Linked DNA regions of Mus musculus: region 2 is linked to region 1. A link is a loop called in an ENCODE intact Hi-C map of the cell type or tissue named here. Cell type or tissue: heart. All regions are shown on one strand. Each heading gives the region's core, and the rest is flanking DNA. Links, peaks and the distances in the headings are about the cores only.

Region 1 (9,211 bases), core at 497-8,496:
CAAACTCGGAAAAATGCTTAAATTAAGCAAATTCACATTTAGTTCTAGAGAAAGGAAATTATCCAGAGGAAGTGTCACAGAGAAATCAGTGCACCAGGAATCACTGTGTTGTGTTTTGTTTTGTTACTAATTCACATCCGGATTACATCCCCCTCCTTTCTTTCCTCCTAGTCCCATTCTTACAAATCCCTACACCCATTGCCCCCTCCCTTATCCTCAGAGAAGTGGATTCCACACCTTGTGTACTACTCCACTCTGAGGGATCTAGTGGAAAAAAGAAAGCAGCTTCAATAAATGGTGATGGTCTAATAATTGGATGTCTGCGTGTAGAAGAATGGGAGTAGACCCATATTCACCACTCTGCACAAAACTCAAGTCCAAGTGGATCAAAGAGCTCAACATAAAACCACACACACTAAATCTAATAGAACACAAACCGTGGAATAACCCTGGACTCACTGGTACAGGACACAACTTCCTGAACAGAACACTCACAGCTCAGGCTCTAAGATCAACAACTGATAAATGGGACCTCATGAAAGCAAAAAAAAAAAAAAAAAACTCTGTAAGGCAAAGGAGAATGTCAATAGGACAAACAGAAAAATTGGGAAAGGATCTTCATTAACACTACATCTGACAGAGGGTTAATATTTAAAATGTATAAAAATTCAAGGATCGCTGGTCTTTAATAAAACTCTCACCTCTAAGGAAGGGACAGATTATGGCCCAATATATTTAAGTGTATTTGTGTATAGTATATGTCTGTGCTAAGGAACAGTTCACCAAAGCTCACTCACATTTTGGCCTATCTTGGGAGAAAAAACATTGACTGTCTTATCTGGACCACCTCATTGAGGATCTCTGTTTTTTAAGAAAATGAGTGAGAGATGGTGTTTCCCACTAGAACAAAAAGTCTGCCATGTTTGCTGCCTATTCACATAAAGTCAATGTCTCCCTCCAGGGGAAGGGAATAAAAGAAGAGATAGTGTTATTTTCTATTTAAAATTTATATTTTGCAGGCATAGAGATCTAGAAGGAAAACCACCTTGTATACTTGCTCCATCTGGACCCATCTTTGTCATTTCCTCAAGGTTTGGGGGACAAAGAAAAGTCTCAGAAGGAGGCTGGTGTCTGTGGCCTTCATTGGGCTACAGTAGTCTTTCAGCTTTCACTTAGTAGGCGCTCGTCATGCTTTGCATCGACAAAATGGTAGACTAGATTGTTAGCTTGCAGGATAGATAATCCTACTTGTCAACTTGCCAAACCTGGGAAGAAGAAACCTCAACTGAGATACTGTCTCCATCAGATTGTTCCGTGGGCGTGTCTATGGCAACAGTGACCTCTGATAATAAACAGGAAAATGGGGTCCTGCAGGCAAAACCAGGGCTGGCTTTAGAACAGCAATGGAGATTAAGAATGATAAACCTATTAAAGCTCTGGTTGAAAAAATAAATGTAGTTGCAAAATTATCAGATTATACAATCAAACAAACAAAAAAAGGAAGTGTCTAGCTTTTATTATTTATTATTCATGTCTTCTGAAATGCAATGCTATAACCAATAAATGTCCTAACAAGAAGATCTCCCTTCCATTTATGGAGACTCGGGAACTGATTCTCTCAGATCCCTTCCTGCACAGCCTTCAATCATTACCACACCAAACAGACAGACAGAGCTCACTGAAGGTATTGGTGGACTCTTACTGAAATAGCACTTTGAAGGGTCTGAGATGGGAACTCGGTGCTGCTATCATTGTACATCTTCCAGATGGTGAAGAATGTATTCAGGAGCAGCAGATTGAAGTAAATCATTTGGGGTCCTATGAAAATCTTTACTTTTGTAGGACTGTTCAATTACATAATGAATTGGGGGGCTGGCCCGGTGTTATTTCCTATCAATTTGCTTATTTCTGTCTTCTTTCCTTTCTTTAAATTAATTTTCTTTCTTCTTTTCTTTCTTTCTTTTCACTCTCTCTTTCTTTCTTTGTTCTTTCCTATCTCTTCATATATTTTTTAAAACAGCACCTTTTAAAACTGTTTCTCATCCTTGCTGTGGTTGCTAATGGCAACAGAAGGAATGTACTAGGGTATGATAATAATCCCCCATTAAATCTCTAGTGTTTAAAATTTAATGCTATAATTCAAGAGCTGACAAAAGCCCATTGAGTGTGTCCATAGGGAGGAAAGCCGGCCGCCCATTCTCTCAGTGGTGATGCTATAGCAACATGGAATGAATTTAGGGTCAAGGAACAACCCGTCTCCATGCTTTGTTTGCATTTCCTGGCTAAGAGTAAAATCCAAACTTATAAAGTTTGCCCAAATACCTAGTTATTTTGAGAATCAGGAAGATAACTCACCCTCTCACCATGTTGTATAACAAAAGCTGGGAGGCAGGTAAGGAAACCAGAAGCAAATGGGGAAAGACACACTAAGGAGAGCTCCAGGAAAGGATTGTCTGAGTGGCCTCATGAGGGACGCCTATGATCCACCACCCCTTCCCTGAAACTCAGCACTTCTTGCCTGGACAAATGGTGTTTTAGAACATGGAGAAGTATTACAATCTGCAAGATTCCTTTCTGAAAGGAGACAAAGGAGGACTGATGGGCAGTCCCTGTGTGTGACCCCTTATAGCGGTGCAAGACGTGGCAGAGCAGGGTGGGGTTGTTTTTTTGTCTAGCACTTTATAATGGCACTTTTGTTTCTATGGAATTTTCTGCCAGAATAAACAAGTACACCTGAATCACAATTGCCTATTGTGCAGCAGAAAGAAAAAGGAAGAATGAAGAAAAGCCCATTCCAAGAAGTTTATACCACCAACTTTTCTCTTTCGGGTTTGGTGACAAACATCCTCATATTGAGCCAGTGCTCAGGAATATAAAATAGTATATAAATAGTATATAAAATAGTATATGCTTAGGGTGTTTAGTTAGTAGAGTGTTCTAGTTAAAGACCACATTGATATGGTATCCAAAATACTAGGATGCTAGAGTTTCTAGTGCACAGCACTGGTGTAAGCATTTTAAGCAATGCAGCACAGTGGCTTTCGGACCTGCTAACTTTCATCCCCTCTTCCTGGTGCTCACGGATTCACACTTCACCAGTAAAACTCTTACCTTCCGATCATGTCAGCAAGAGCAGCACCCCAAACCTACAATTCTCCAAATCCTAATGGTAACTAGAGCTGTCTTTCAAAAACCGTACAATGTTTCTTCTCTCTTCAAAAGTCTGTGATGTCTAGAGAACCAACCTCACACTTCTCCACATGACTCTGCTCTTCCAGGGAATCCACAGTGTATACACGAGTTTTCATTTTACGGTGCTTACCACTGCCTCCCACTGTACCTAGGCAAAAGCCCCTGCCTAGAATTTTTGATTATTCTTTCCAAAGTTCAGGCCTAATTTAAATATTCCTGTTTCCATGAAAGCCTTTCATATGAATTCTTCCAGAAAATAATTCACTTTTGTTATTATTGCATTTGCTTATTATTAATTCATTGGTGTGTAAATTTGTCATCAAACTTACAAAGCAGATAAAAACAACATATAAAATGTATAAAAATACCATAAGGAAATCCACTATTTTGTACTTTGATATCACTACTAAAAATAGAAGATTAAAATTCTGTGACAGTGAATCATTGAATAATACATAGTAAATGAGCCAGCATTTGTGTGCAACAGAGGTATTAGAAAAAGAAGAGGGTGTAAGTAGAAAAAATTACTCAAAGAAATACAACTTGAACATGTCAGAGCTTTGTCTGCTCACCATTAAAAGGCTAGAACCAAATATAAAGAAAGTACAGAGGGGAACACCAGGCACATTATATTAAGCTGCTGGAAACTAAAGCTGGAGAGAACACACGTGAACCAAGAAGAAGAGGCATATGAGTTATTACCAGCCATGAGAAAGAAGGTAGACCTCTTAACAGACATGAAGAAGATGAGAAGATCGTGGAACGGTAGCTTTAAACCAACCTAAGTTCTTACTGTTTTGTCCACTGGCATGTATCCCCACCATGGACAGAAACTCGGGTACCATACCTTCCCCATCATAAAACTGAGCCAAAATAAATCCTCCCTAAACTTGCTTCTTGTCAGGCATTTAGTGACAGCCACAGGGAAAGTAGCACAGCCAGCAGCATTATCAAGCTTATATTCCCCCTGTGCCTCCATTAGCTGGTGACTATTTGAGTTTATTGTAGGATGCCATCGGGCCAGTGACACTGTCCCTATAAAGTGAGGATATAGTCAACTGGATGAAGAACCAACCTATCACATAAAAGAAAATGTTTATGAATTTTATAACTAATATACAAACAACTCAAAACAAATATGTTTTCAGTAAGTAAAGGACCAAAATGAACATTTTTTGAAGAGATATGTACAAATGGCCAACAGAGGGATGAGAAGCTGTTCATGACCATTAATCATTGGGGATTTGCAAATTGAAACCATAATGGCATCTTATCTGACACCTGTTATGACAGACATTATCCAGAAGTCGGGAGACAAATGTTGACAAGGTTTTGGAGAATAGGAAACCCTTGGGAATTGTTTGTGTGGGTAAAAATTACTGTGAACTTGTAGACAGCAGAGAAGTTCCTTATAGTTTACAGTTTTAGAACAGTGAGATACTGACGCTTGGGGCCATTCTTATTAGGAATGGTTCAGTGTTGGAAGATGCTTACTCACAACCCTGGCATCTAGCCACTAGATGTCAGTAGCATTCTCCCATGGTGTAAGGACATGGACCATGTCAGGAGGGTAGGTATCTAGGGTTCTGGAATGCCCCCTAACACTTTGCCTTATTCTGATCCAATTCTTTGACTCCTGTGCTGGTGGCATGGGCTATTTTTAATTCCATGGACAATTGTATAATCTGAGGCTCTTAAGTCAGGAAAAGTAAATCCATGTCTGGGATATTTGCCGGTTCAAATTTAATTAAAAGTCAATCGCTGCCTCTTACAGGACGGAGGAAGACCAATGCTCTCAGTTTGCTACCAGGTGGCTGGTTGGTGTCTTGAAGGAATGATGCTGTATTTGGAGTTCAGTGTCAGATTCTGTTGCCATCCTGGGTGTGTGACAGTAATAGAAATTGTACCAGCCTCAGTAAATGGAAGTTTGTGTGGTTGGGCCCCTGCAAACCCTCCATCCTCACACATGGTTACTCTGTTCATGTGCCCATTCAAACACTGGAGTCTCTGATGTCAGAGGATGGCTGACACTGACTGCTCAACTTGTCTACTCTAAAAGACTTCTTGTTTAGTGACTGTCCCAGAGTTGGTGTTCTTCCTTAGACATTAACATGAAACACAGACATCTTCATCCCATTTTTTTCCATCCTCATTCCATGACCTCAGAACTTCTGGCCCTTAATCTTTCCATCTACCTCTTGCCTAACTCTTGGTCACTTCATGGATTTGTGACGCAGATCATTTTTTTCTAAACAAAAAGAAATTCGTTGTGCTGCCACAAGAGAGACCCCCCCCACCTCTCATAGAGAGTTCATAGTGAGTTCTGTCCATCTTCATCTTGAGCTACAGCTTGCAGTCCACGCTTCCTCCTTTTCTCTCTCCATGCAGCAGATGTAGCAGAAGCATAGATAGCACTACCCACATGTTGTTGAGGAGATTCTGTGTAGTAAGTCGTGATGGCTGAGATGGCAGTGTGGGGCACCAGGATGTGCTGCTCGCTTAAGGCCTGGAATGATTGGGCTGAGCCCTGTGCATCACATACAGCTTGAATCTAATTTACTGGATTCAAATATATTTTTTCAACTTTTCATTCTTATTTTTACCATCCTAAAATGAGAGCTGGAAAACAAATCTCTTCTTCTTTTTCTTTTTTCTTTCATTTTTTTATTAGATCTTTTCTTTATTTATATTTCAAATATAATATCCCCTTTCCTGGTTTCCCCTCTGAAAACCCCCTATCCCCTCCCAGTCCCCCTGCTCACCAACCTACCCACTCCCGCTTCCTGGCCCTGGCATTCCCCTATACTGGGGCATAGAACCTTCACAGGACCAAGGGCCTCTCCTCCCATTGATAACCGACTAGGTCATCGGATCATGGGGTCCCCAATGAAGGAGCTAGAGAAAGTACCCAAGGAGCTGAAGGGGTCTGCAGCCCCATAGGAGGAACAACAATATGAACTAAACAGTACCTCCAGAGCTCCCTGGGACTAAACTACCAATCAAAGAAAACACATAGTGGGACTCATGGCTCTAGCTTCATTATGTAACAAATCTCTTCTATTTCTGCCATCCTTTGAATGTAAACCTGTTGTGGTAAATCTCCAACCCAAATAAGCCCAGGCAATAAAAACACAACTCAGTTAATATGAATACATGCTGTGCGCCTATATTGGGCAGATCTACTGCTACACTACCATCTTCCCCATATAAGAGACCCCTTATAACTTGCAGTTTCTCCAGGCCAGGTGCTTCTGCTCCACTTTCCTTCTTCCTCCTCCTCCATCATCTCTCTCTCTCTCTCTCTCTCTCTCTCTCTCTCTCTCTCTCTCTCTCTCTCTCTCTCTCTCTCTCTCCCTCCCTCCCCCTCTTTATCCACCCAATCACCAGCTCTCCAGCTCTAGCCTTTATTTATAAACTAAGGTGGGAAGCAGGTTTACAGGAAATCACCTGAGTGCTGACTCATTCCTTGTTCACAGCCCCTCACAGGAGAATGGAATTAACATCAAATATAATTAGCCCCAGGGATATCCACAACATAAACCTAATTTTGTAATTTGACTGCTACTGAATCCTGGCTTTAAGATTGAGAGATTTAGCAATAGTCTTATCCGTGAACAGCTCAAGAGACCTTTTATTACTACAGTGAACAATTGAGAAATCATTACACCCGGGTCTTCAAAGCCATAACAACCTCTCTGTAGTCACAAAGCAACGTTCTAGGCATTCTGCCTTCAGTTTCTTGTTCCAACTGGTTTCATGAAGTTTAATAAATTTCTAGTTGCTACATGTAAACTATAGGATAGAGGATTTCCACTAGAGCGTCCTTCTAAGTGAACCACCCAAGCTCTCTGGCCACACTGACAAAGAGAAACCCAAGCACATCCACACCACTTTCACTGACCACACTTGGAACCCCTAGTGTGCTCTGGTATGGTTAGGTATACAAGAAAGGAGAATCATGGCTGGGTTTTCCTAAAGCCAGACTCTGGAGTGAACTTTTCTGGTTTTGACATCTGATTAACTAAGGAAGAAAAGATTTCTGTCAAGGTATATTTGTACATGCTATGAGAGCAACTTGAGGTATTAGACATTTTGACTAGTAGTCATTACGTTTACCTGTACAATTGTCCTCATCACTATGGGTCTAACAGTTATTAGAAAAAGGAAAATTACTTTAAAAGATTTTAACAAGCTCAATCTTTGACAAAACACGTTTCTGTGTTCTTTATGATAAATGCAATTTATCTACCCCAATGCCTTTTAACTTTTATTAGAAAATTACAAATGTGGATATGGTTGTTGAAACTTCACTGTGGTATAGTGGAGGGGTGTGTGTAATAAGCAGGAAAGGCAAACCCTCTTCATGTCAAAACTCAGGAATCCACACTGAGCTGTATCTTCTAACTTACATCGCAGTCTCTAAAGCACCTGTTGTATTTCCTGATATGATGCTGAAATTGGGACATAGTAGACAACACTATATGTAACACTCTATAAACTGTTTTCCTTATTCAATGAGAGATTGTGAATATCCATCAGGTTTGTTTATTTGAACATGAATTATTTCTTAAGTGACTTAAGGCTACTAGAATTCCATCATTATTTCTAATTATGCATTATTATGAATGCTATGAATACACTTGATTATCTTTGTGCACAATCTCTGCTGCCTCAATTACTATAATGGGCACAACTGTGTCAAAGGATATGGAAGTCACAGATATTGATGAATGTTATATGTGTTTTGTATCATGTGCCTGTGGTGTATGTTCTTAGTACAGACATGTGCATGTGGGTGTATATGTTTTGGAGGCTTCAGATGATTGTCATGTGTCTTCCTCAACTGTTGGCTCTATGACTTTATTTTGAGGGGCAGAGTCTCTCACTGGTCCTCATGGATTTGTCTACACTGAATAGCCCACAGACTTCACATGCCTGTTAATTCCCAATCAATGCTGGGTTATAGGTATATGTATGTCATCATGCCTAGTTCTTTATATGAATTTTGGGGCTCTGCTCTCAAGTTGCATGTTGACAGCATGTTAGCTGTTTATTAACTGGGTCAGCTTCCCAGGATAAGAGCTTTTATATTTTTATGTTTCATGTCAAACTTTCCTTCCAAATAATCATTTCTAATTAGTGTTAGTGTTTACTGTGTGTACAACATCTTTTGCTACTGAAAGGAAATGTCACTTATCTCTTAATATGTCTAGATCTTATAAAATATTTTCAACTGAACATTCAGTATCATTTGACTACAGCTCAGCAATTTTTTTTGTTTGTTTGTTAGTTTTCGAGACAAGTTTTCTTTGTATAGCCCTAGCTGTTCTGGAACTCACTCTGGAGACCAGGCTGGCTCGAACTCAGAAATCTGCCTGCCTCTGCCTCCCAAGTGCTGGGATTAAAGGCATGCGCCACTACTGCTTGGTGTACTACATTTCTTAAGGGTTTCATTACAGAATCCAGACTAGCTTTAAACTCTTTATGTCTGTAGTCCAGGATAGGCTGGGACTCATACTCTCCCTTCCTGAGACGCTTGGATGCCACAATTACAAGCATGTGCCATGGCACCTGCCTTAACCTAGTAGGTTTTTATAGATTCACTGTGATATTACATATTGGTAATCCTGTCATGTACAAATATAGTTGTATTGTGTCTTAGGATCTAAATGTCTTTTCTTTCCATTTCTCTTCATATTATACTAACAAGGACTTTCAGCATTATTGGAGGAAGGCTTGTGAGAGCATACATACCTAGCATGTATCTGATGTTAATGGACAGAATTCAGTCTTCTGGCATTATGCACAATGTTAGCTGTGATGCTGTTTAGAGTGAGGAGGGTCCCCTCCAGTCCGAGATTTAAGAGAGAGATTTGATTTTGTATGGGTGTTACGTTTTTGGCATTTGCCATTTCTGCTTCAAGTTGATATCATGTGACTGCTCTTTTGCAGGCTGTTCATATGGCAGATTGTCCTCATGGATTTTCTAATACTGAATTAGAATTGTATCCCTGAAATA
Region 2 (9,211 bases), core at 725-8,724, 83 kb after region 1:
TAGATAGGTAGAGGAGATGTGGCCTTGATGGAAGAACTGTGTCTCTTGGGGCTTTGAGGTTTCAAAGCCTTGAACTATTCCAAGTACAGTGCTCGTGTGTGTGTGTGTGTGTGTGTGTGTGTGTGTGTGTGTGTGTTTGATCATATGAGTTAAGATGTGCATTCTAAACTGGTTGCTCCAGAAGCCATGGCAAACACTGCTGTGCTGGTCATCTTGATCTCTAACCCTCTAGAGCTGTAAGTACAAGAAACCCTTTCTTCCCTGAGTGTCTTGGTCACAGTGTATTTGTTACAGAAGGAAGGCAACCAACACACACGTTAAAACGACACAGAGAAGTTACCATCCACATCAGCTAAAGATTTATTCAACAGAATTAGAATTTACCTGCCAAGGGTAGATTTCTTTTACTATTTTCTGTTCAAGTTTACCCAAGTGGAAAAGTGTGAGATCCTTTGTGTGTGTGTGTGTGTGTGTGTGTGTGTGTGTGTGTGTGTAACTTTTGTATTTTGAGCTCACCTTCAGAACTCAGCTTATGATGATGAGCCCTGAACTAGGAGTACGTTTCTCTACATAGACGTGTATTTGCTTTAATGGTATCCTGGGATAACTCTAGAAACACTTTTATTCCTCATTTTGGACTTTCTTATATCCAACACACAGCTATAAGTGTGAACCCAAACCTGTACTTTGGTGAGTATCTGTCCCCTAAGTTAAAATGAAGACAAATTGACTTCCATTTTGCTTCTCTTTCCCAAATGGTGGGAGTGGCTATTATCTATCCACCTTCCCTCATAGCTTGTTGGGCAGGGTATACCATTAAGCCCAGAATCTCCATTATACACAACAATTTGCAGCTATTTAAGTTAGAACTTAGCTATTCCCCATCCCTGGAATCAGTCAAAATCCTCAGGGCAGCTTTGATTTCAGCCTTATTTCTCCCCCACTTGACTGTAATTAGCCTTTCTTCTCAGACACTGGAGACTTCCCCATTTTCTTTCTTGGCCAGCAATGCCTTTTCATTTGGAAAATATTTATTTAATGCAATATATACATGGAAAAATTGGTTTGTTATAAGCGTCCAGCTTAAGTCCCCACAAATTAAGCTTGTGTATGTTACTTCTGGTTGAATTAACTCAAGAACATTGTCAGAGTCCCGTGCCTTTCTCCTGTTCTCTAAAAGGCATTTCCTAGTTCCACCACACAGTCTCTCACCCGATTGACTGTTTTCTTTCAGAACTCTCCTTGTTTGCTTTTGTATTTTAGATAAATAGAATGATGTACCTTTGTTGTTCGTTTTCTCTAAAGGACAACCTTTCAGTATTCCATGAAGTTCACCATCAGTGGAACAACAATATGTCTAGTGTGCATGTGAATTATTTCAGCATCTATTTCTTTTAAAGACTTGTACTAAACGTATTATTTTTAGCTGCCCTGTTCCCATAAAGATGTGTTTTATACTTCCACCCCTAACCCTACAGCAGGACTGCCCAATGTCCTTACAGTTCCCAGTGACAGGAATCAGTTCCTCTCAAGACATAAGTCTTTTCCAGCTGTCTCCTACATCTCAGATCAGCTGATATTTAACATTTAATCTTGCTAAGGTCAAATGTTCTCAATTAGTTATCATTGTTTGTGTTTTTCAGCCTCCAAAGTATTCCGTCATTTGACAAGTGATTTTGTTTTGCTTTATATCTGGATTGCCAGATTTAGCAAATAAAGTTATGTAACAACAATACCAGTTAAATTGAAATTTCAGATAAACAATGACTTTTTGTTTAAAGTACCATACCAGTATCTTCTGTAAGAACAAATTACACATAATAAATGTTCTGATAAATGTGATAGAAAAGAAGAAATGTGTTAGTGGGAGTAAAGTTCATAGGGGATAAGGCTTCACTTCAGGCGAGAAGTGTAAGCCAAAGAAACCCTTTCTTCCCCAACTTGCTGTTTTGGTTGTGGTATTAATTCACAGCAATAGAAACCCTAATTAAGGCAGGGGTAATAAATGCTGACTCATGAAGATAACAGTGGATGTTGTTTCCTCTTTCTATAATTTGCCTTCAGTTCTTTCCCTATTATGAATGTGGAAATAGGGAAAAAAAAACCCTCAAAACTACACATACTGACTCGTGTCTGATGTCCCTTTGATTTTGATTTAATAAAGATAAATAAGTAAATAATAAAATATATGTATATATTAAATAATATTAGTAATGTCTTAATAAAACAGAAAACATTCAATAAATTACTTCTAAAACAGAACTAGAAGATCTGGAATGCAATGGTTTACAAAAATGAAGTGTTTTCAACTTGACAATGTTTTAAGCATTTTTTTATTAGTTTTTACATCATTCTTTTAACGATCTCTCATGCCTCGTGGACCTACTTTAGAAGACCTTCCAATTAAAATGTGGTCCAGCCCAATGTTCCTTCTAGATTCAGGAAGAGCACATAAGCTTTAATAGCAGCTGTACCTTCATCAAACGGCTCCATGTTTCTCATCCGGCCTGTCAGGGCCCTTGGTAGAACTTGAGAATGGGGAATAAGTTGCTGCCTCTGCCCATTTCTGTTTCCCAAGTATAAATAATTCCTCTTATAAACCAGAACCTTCCCTCAAGGCCTAGTAGAGATTTGACACTTCAAGAAGTTTTTTTCTTGATCTCTGAACTCAGTTCTCCAACACCAAGCCTGAGGTAATTGTTGTGTCTCAAAGCTCCCAGGGCCTTTGCTTTCCAATGAATAAAGAATAGAGTTCTTCAGAAAATACAGCAGCTCACAAAAGATGCGCAAGAATATCAGCCACAGATACAGCTCTCACATAGGAATACATGCTTGCACTGCAGAGTGGGCTACCCTTCTCTTCCACTGTGTGAAGATTCACATTGATGGGATTTATAAGAAAGCCTACAGCGCCTGTCACAATAGTTAATGAGTTTCTGTCTTGTCTTTTCCAACTAAAATCACTGCGGCATTAAGATTAGGTTTTCTTTTCTTTTTTTTTTTTTTAATATGATCAGTTGTAGTTAGAAACTGCAACCAGAAATGGTGATGATAGTGACTTCCACCATTGTTTTTATGTATCTCCTTTATGAATTCAACTCTTTGCTATCCTCTAACTACAGCAAGAGTCTTCCCTTGGGGACCTCTTGTGTAGTCTCTACAGTTTCCATGTATCTTCTTCCTGGTCCCTGCTTTTTTCTGAACCATTCCATCCCCCATAGCATTATTGCTCTTTCAATAAAGTAACGTCTTGGTATTCCTCAATCATGAGGCTGTGTTCCATTCCCTCATGGTAGCATAGCATGGCTACTTCCAAGACTTAATTTGCCCTATGTAGCCTTTAAGTTACAGTTAGAAAACCACATGGTTCTATGCATGTGTGGCAATCACAACTGCAATGGTCTGACCTAGAGTTTGTATACTTTAGTCACTTTAAAGGAAAGGGGATAAATGTCATAGCTGTGACTCATGCCTGTCTCAGAACAGGAGCATGGCCTGTACAGGGAGACCTGTGGAAGCTCTGCCTTCTTGGGGCGTGAGAGGAAAACTGGAAGCAGACAGAATGGCTTCCAAAGATGTCTTAACACTTAGAGAAACGGTCAAGTGGGTGCAGAAAACACTTATATCCCAAATCAGTAAGTTCTGGAAATGTTAAGATCTGTTTGTAAAATGCAGAACTCATGGGGAATTCATTTCCAACAGATTGCAGGATAGTTATGAACAGTCAGGAAAATAATTGATTACCATTGGAACAGGTTTTTTTTATAACTAATATTTGATCTTGCTTTCAAGTGGTCACTTTGAGATCTTCCATGAACTGCCTGTTTAAATAACCAACATACACTGTGCTCTTGCTTTCCCCACAAACCTCCATTTGTTTTTGTCCCTTAATCTTAACATCCATAGTTTTACACAGCACAGTCATAGTTTTACAAAGTGCACCACTCAAGAGTTACGAAAAATGAGCCGGGCATGGTAGCTCACACCTTTAATCCCAGCACTCGGGAGGCAGAGGCAGGCGGATTTCTGAGTTCGAGGCCAGCCTGGTCTACAAAGTGAGTTCCAGGACAGGTAGGGCTATACAGAGAAACCCTGTCTCAAAAAAAAAAAAAAAAAAAAAGAGTTACGAAAAATTACTCTGCCTCCAGGAAGGTCTATATCTGATCCCCACCAGATCAGACACCGAGCAATAAGAAATTACCATTGCTTAGAAATGTGATTTAGAACATGAAAAATTGCTCTCAATAAGCCTGTGGTAACTAAACCTACTGTCACCCAGCCTGGCTGATGACAAAACTATAAACTCTTGGCTCTACCTTCCTCAAATGTGTTTTCTGCTTGTCTCTCTACAGGAGTGTTCCCTGTAACACCAGGATAGCAGAAAAGAACTATTTTCTGATCAGCGTGTAGTACAGTTCTTGCTGCTATTTCTTAAAAAAAAAAAAGTATCAAAAATATCAATGACATGCATTTCTTTCAGATAGGGGGAAGTCTGTCTGTGGTTTAGCTAGAGGATTTATTGATAAATTTTCAAACAAAGGAGGTGAGAAAGGAAATAGGCCATCTAGAGCAGACCACATAATATATCTCAGTTCTTTTCATCCTCCTAACAACACAGTTATTACATTTAATACACAAGAAACCTAAGCGCCAAAGGACTCAAGCATCTTAGATGATTCACACAATGTCTAGGGAAAGGAGACTTTGACCTGAGCCTACATCGCCGCCTTCCCTTTAAATCTTCATTCCTTTCTCCAGGGTGGTCACAGACAAATTCTGCCCAAATTTAACCTAAGCCCTTGATCGTTTAAAGGTTAAAACCTGTCTCTGTTCAGGGAGTAAATCCCAGAAAAAGCCCTGCATGCCCAGTGCTAGCTGCATGTTTAACCTGGAGATTTGCTACAATAGCAGCCCCTCTGGAAACTGGCCAGGTCTTTAGCCTCCCTGGCACACAGCACAGTGACTCAGGTCAGACTACAGCCGCTCAGAACAAACCCTTCAAAACAGGACCTCAAAAATGTCAATGACTAAGGTACTATTGTTCTCAAATGACCTTGGTTAGGGGCAGAGACCACTCGTGTTCATAAAATAAAAAGCAATGCAAGATGAGAACGTTATGCTGATTGACTTCACTGTTTTCAAGATTTAAAAATAACATTTTTTGAAATTGTTTTGCTTTTGTTTTTGTTTTTATAGCGTTATCAGCTGATTATGGGATAGTCTGAGAAGTGGAAGTACTCCTTCAAATCTTGTTTCTTCCTCTTCTGAAGGACATAAAAGCTAAGCCTTCAGTGAAGTTGCCCTCTGAAGGCCAACGGGAAGTATTTGTTTTGTCTTATGTGTAAAACCGGAGTTAGCATCCAAAAGAACTAGATGTCCCCATGAAAAATGAAAAAGATCATGGTAAACAGCTGGAGAGAGCAGATAGCATGTTGCCCTGTGTGCATTCCTCACAGGCCCCTCACGCTGCTCCCTTCAGACGGAGAAAACATTTCCTGCCTCGGTGCATAGCAGAGGAAGACAAGAGGCCTGCAATGACCTCAGAAGGCTCTGGCAGTTTTCCAAAGGCCTTGAGCAGAATTATCTCAAAGCTTCTATCAATGCAGTGAGCCTTTTCGGTATGGTGTGGAACACTTCTGCACTCAACAGGATAGATAACAGTTGCTGTAGAGGGTCCTCTTTACAACCAATGGAAATATGTTCATCAGTGATGCAGAAGAGGGCATCATTATTAATAATACGTTTCTCTAACCTTCTTCACTCCTAGCCCACCATAATTTTTTAAAGGCAGACAGTAATTTAATAATGCCCATAATATGCTATAGAATATAATATATCCTGTCATTGAATGAATAATAGTAGTTGACATTATTCAAGCACGTGCTGCGCCTCTGGTACTGAGCTTAGAAATAGAGTACGAAGCATGCAAGTCAATGGAGCTGCTAGCCTATTCCTTATTCTGTGAGCCAGAACTTCTAGGGAAGCTCTAACACAGATCAGGGGTCAAACCTGCTCCCTCAGCATTTATAAGTCGATTGATTTAGATGTGTGTAGTACATATATAGCTAAGCTACTATAGAAGCATACAATAAAACTCAGAAATACACGAGAGTATGATAAAAAACTTAACATGTTGGGAAAGCAGGTATTTTTTAAAGGGCATGCAAGGCACACACAACCAAGACAGGGCTAAATAGTGTGCTTTAAATAATATTAAAGGGAATACAGAATTGAGAGGTAGAGAGAGCCATTTTTGAAGCCAGTCAGTGATGGTTCCTATGCAGCATGGCTTGCTGTGGCCTAAGGAAAAGAAAGCATCTAGGAAGACTGGATAAGAGAATGAGGACCACAGAAAGGAAGCACGCTGCCCATGCTGAGCAGTGAGCTTTTATTCCTGCACCCATTAGAGTGTTGTTAGAAGTCTACACAGAATCCACGTGAGCCATTAACCATTAGGTTATCTTTTGTTTGTTTGACTACTGTACTGGCTAGTTTTGTGTCAACTTGACACAGCTGGAGTTATCACAGAGAAAGGAGCTTCAGTTGAGGAAATGCCTCCATGAGATCCAACTGTAAGGCATTTTCTCAATTAGTGATCAAAGGGGAAAGGCTCCTTGTGGGTGGAACCATCTCTGGGCTGGTAGTCTTGGGTTCTATAAGAGAGCAGGCTGAGCAGGCCAGGGGAAGCAAGCCAGTAAAGAACATCCCTCCGTGGCCTCTGCATCAGCTCCGGCTTTCTGACCTGCTTGAGTTCCAGTCCTGACTTCCTTGGTGATGAATAGCAGTATGGAAGTGTAAGCTGAATAAACCCTTTCCTCCCCTACCTGCTTCTTGGTCATGACGTTTGTGCAGGAATAGAAACCCTGACTAAGACAACTACCAAGTTATTTCCTGAAGAAGGGCAAAGAGAAAGAAGAGGCCACATCTGTTACAAAATAATGAGAAAGTAGAAAAAGAAGATAAAATTAACAGGTACAGAATATTAAATGCATGCATGATGATACGATTACCAAAACCTAAAGGGGACTCATCTCCTGAAGCTTGGGAAAGAGAAAGGGAATTTCCAGCACCAAACATGGGGCTACCTTTGTTTTTCTACAGCTGATCCTCCCCATGGCACTTCCATCTAAGTCTCTTGCTCCCCAGTGACTAGAATTTACATTTATAGTCCCTATTCCTGTCTCTGGGCTCTACATGGAAAGCCCATTCTTTTTCTTTTGCATCTGCTCTCAGACCACACACACTCAAACACACACACTGACACACACAGATATTCACACACAGAGACACGCAGGCAGACACACACACTCACACACACATGCACTCACACACACACGTACACATGTGTGCCATTAACCATTAGGTAAAGTTTTGTTTGTTTGACAACTAAGTTATTTCCTAAGAAAGGGCAAAGAGAAGAAAGAGGTCACATGTGTTACAAAATAATGAAAAAGTAGAAAAAGAAGAGAAAAAATTCTTCATACTTTGGATTTACATACTTTGTAGATCCTTAAGCAACAACATGAGAATTTCCTCAAATTACATCATCTCTTTTATTTAAATATTTTGTATTAGATATTTTTGTTATTTACATTTCATATGTTATCTCCTTTCCTAGTTTCCCCTCCAAAAATCCTCTACCCCTTTCCTCCTCCCCCACTGCTCACCAACCCACCCACTCCTGCTTCCTGGCCCTGGCATTCCCCTATACTGTGTCATAGAACCTTCACAGGACCAAGGGCCTCTCCTTCCATTGATGACTGACTAGGCCATCCTCTGCTACATATGCAGCTAGAGCCATGAGTCCCACAATGTGTTTTCTTTGATTGGTGGTCTAGTCCCAGGGAGCTCTGGGGATACTGGTCAGTTCATATTGTTGTTCCTCCTATGGGGCTGCAAACTCCTTCAGCTCCTTAGGTACTTTTCTCTAGCTCATTCATTGGGGACCCTGTGCTCAATCCAATGGATGGCTGTGAGCATCCACCTCAGTATTTGTCAGGCACTGGCAGAGACTCTCAGGAAACAGCTATATTAGGCTCCTGTCAGCAAGCTTTGTTGACATCCACAATAATGTCTAGGTGTGGTGGTTGTTTATGAGATGGATCCCCAGGTGGGACAGTCATTGAATGGTCATGCCTTCAGTCTCTGCTCTGAAGTTTGTCTCTGTAACTCATTCCATGGGTATTTTGTCCCCCTTCTAAGAAGGATCAAAGTATGCACACTTTGGTCTTTCTTCTTCTTGAGTTTCATGTGTTTTGCAAATTGTATCTTGGGTATTCTGAGCTTCTGGGCTAATATCCACTTATCAGTGAGTATATATCATGTGTGTTCTTTTGTTATTGGGTTACCTCACTTAGGATGATATCCTCCAGATGCATCTATTTGTCTGAAAATTTCAAGAATTCATTGTTTTTAATAGCTGAGTAATACTCCATTGTGTAAATGTACCACATTTTCTGTATCCATTCCTCTGTTGAGGGACATCGGGGTTCTTTCTGGTTATTATAAATAAGGCTGCTATGAACATAGTAGAACATGTGTCCTTATTACAAGTTGGAACATCTTCTGGGTATATTCCCAGGAGAGGTATTGCTGGATCTCCTGATAATACTATGTCCACTTTTCTGAGAAACCAACAAACTGATTTCCAGAGTGGTTGTACCTGCTAACAATCCCACCAGCAATGGAGGAATGTTTCTCTTTCTCCACATCCTTGCCAGCATCTGCTGTCACATGAATTTTTGATCTTAGCCATTCTGATTGGTGTGAGGCGAAATCTCAGGGTTGTTTTGATTTGCATTTCCCTGATGATTAAGGATGTTAAACATTTTTAGGTGCTTCTCGGCCATTCGGTATTCCTTAGTTGAGAATTCTTTAGCAAGTCTCTGAAGAAAGAAATTGAAGATCTCAGAAGGTGAAAAGATCTCCCATGCTCATGGATTGGCAGGATTAATATAGTAAAAGTGGCCATCTTGCTGAATGCAATCTACAGGTTCAATGCAATCCCCATCAAAATTCCAACTCAATTCTTCATCGAGTTAGAAAGGGCAATTTGCAAATTTATCTGGAATATCAAAAAACCTAGGATAGCAAAAACTATTCTCAACAATAAAAGAACCTCTGGTAGAATCACCATCCCTGACCTCAAGCTGTACTATAGAGCAATTGTGATGAAAACTGCATGGTACTGGTATAATGACAGACAGGTAGA

What was found. A loop is a pair of places that touch in the nucleus more often than their neighbours do. Peaks named below come from ENCODE experiments on the same cell type or tissue, not always from the same donor. Only the 100,000 strongest peaks of a DNase experiment are listed, where the experiment ranks them.
Region 2: it touches region 1 in a loop (2.2-fold over the local background); 1 of 42 quality-filtered maps calls a loop at or near these places.

What each region holds. Positions count from the first base shown.
Region 1 is chr10:24,405,453-24,414,663 of GRCm38, forward strand. All of the region lies in intron 3 of Gm15270 (predicted gene 15270), which reads right to left. Among named protein-coding and RNA genes, the nearest start is that of Gm40615, 51 kb to the right of the region's middle. In heart, for the core only: a CTCF peak has its summit at 4,708 (motif pointing right); no DNase peak of the experiment used is centred there.
Region 2 is chr10:24,488,631-24,497,841 of GRCm38, forward strand. All of the region lies in intron 3 of Gm15270 (predicted gene 15270), which reads right to left. Among named protein-coding and RNA genes, the nearest start is that of Gm40615, 32 kb to the left of the region's middle. In heart, for the core only: no CTCF peak of the experiment used is centred there; DNase peaks (open chromatin) are centred at 4,931 and 5,481; H3K27ac peaks cover 967 bases.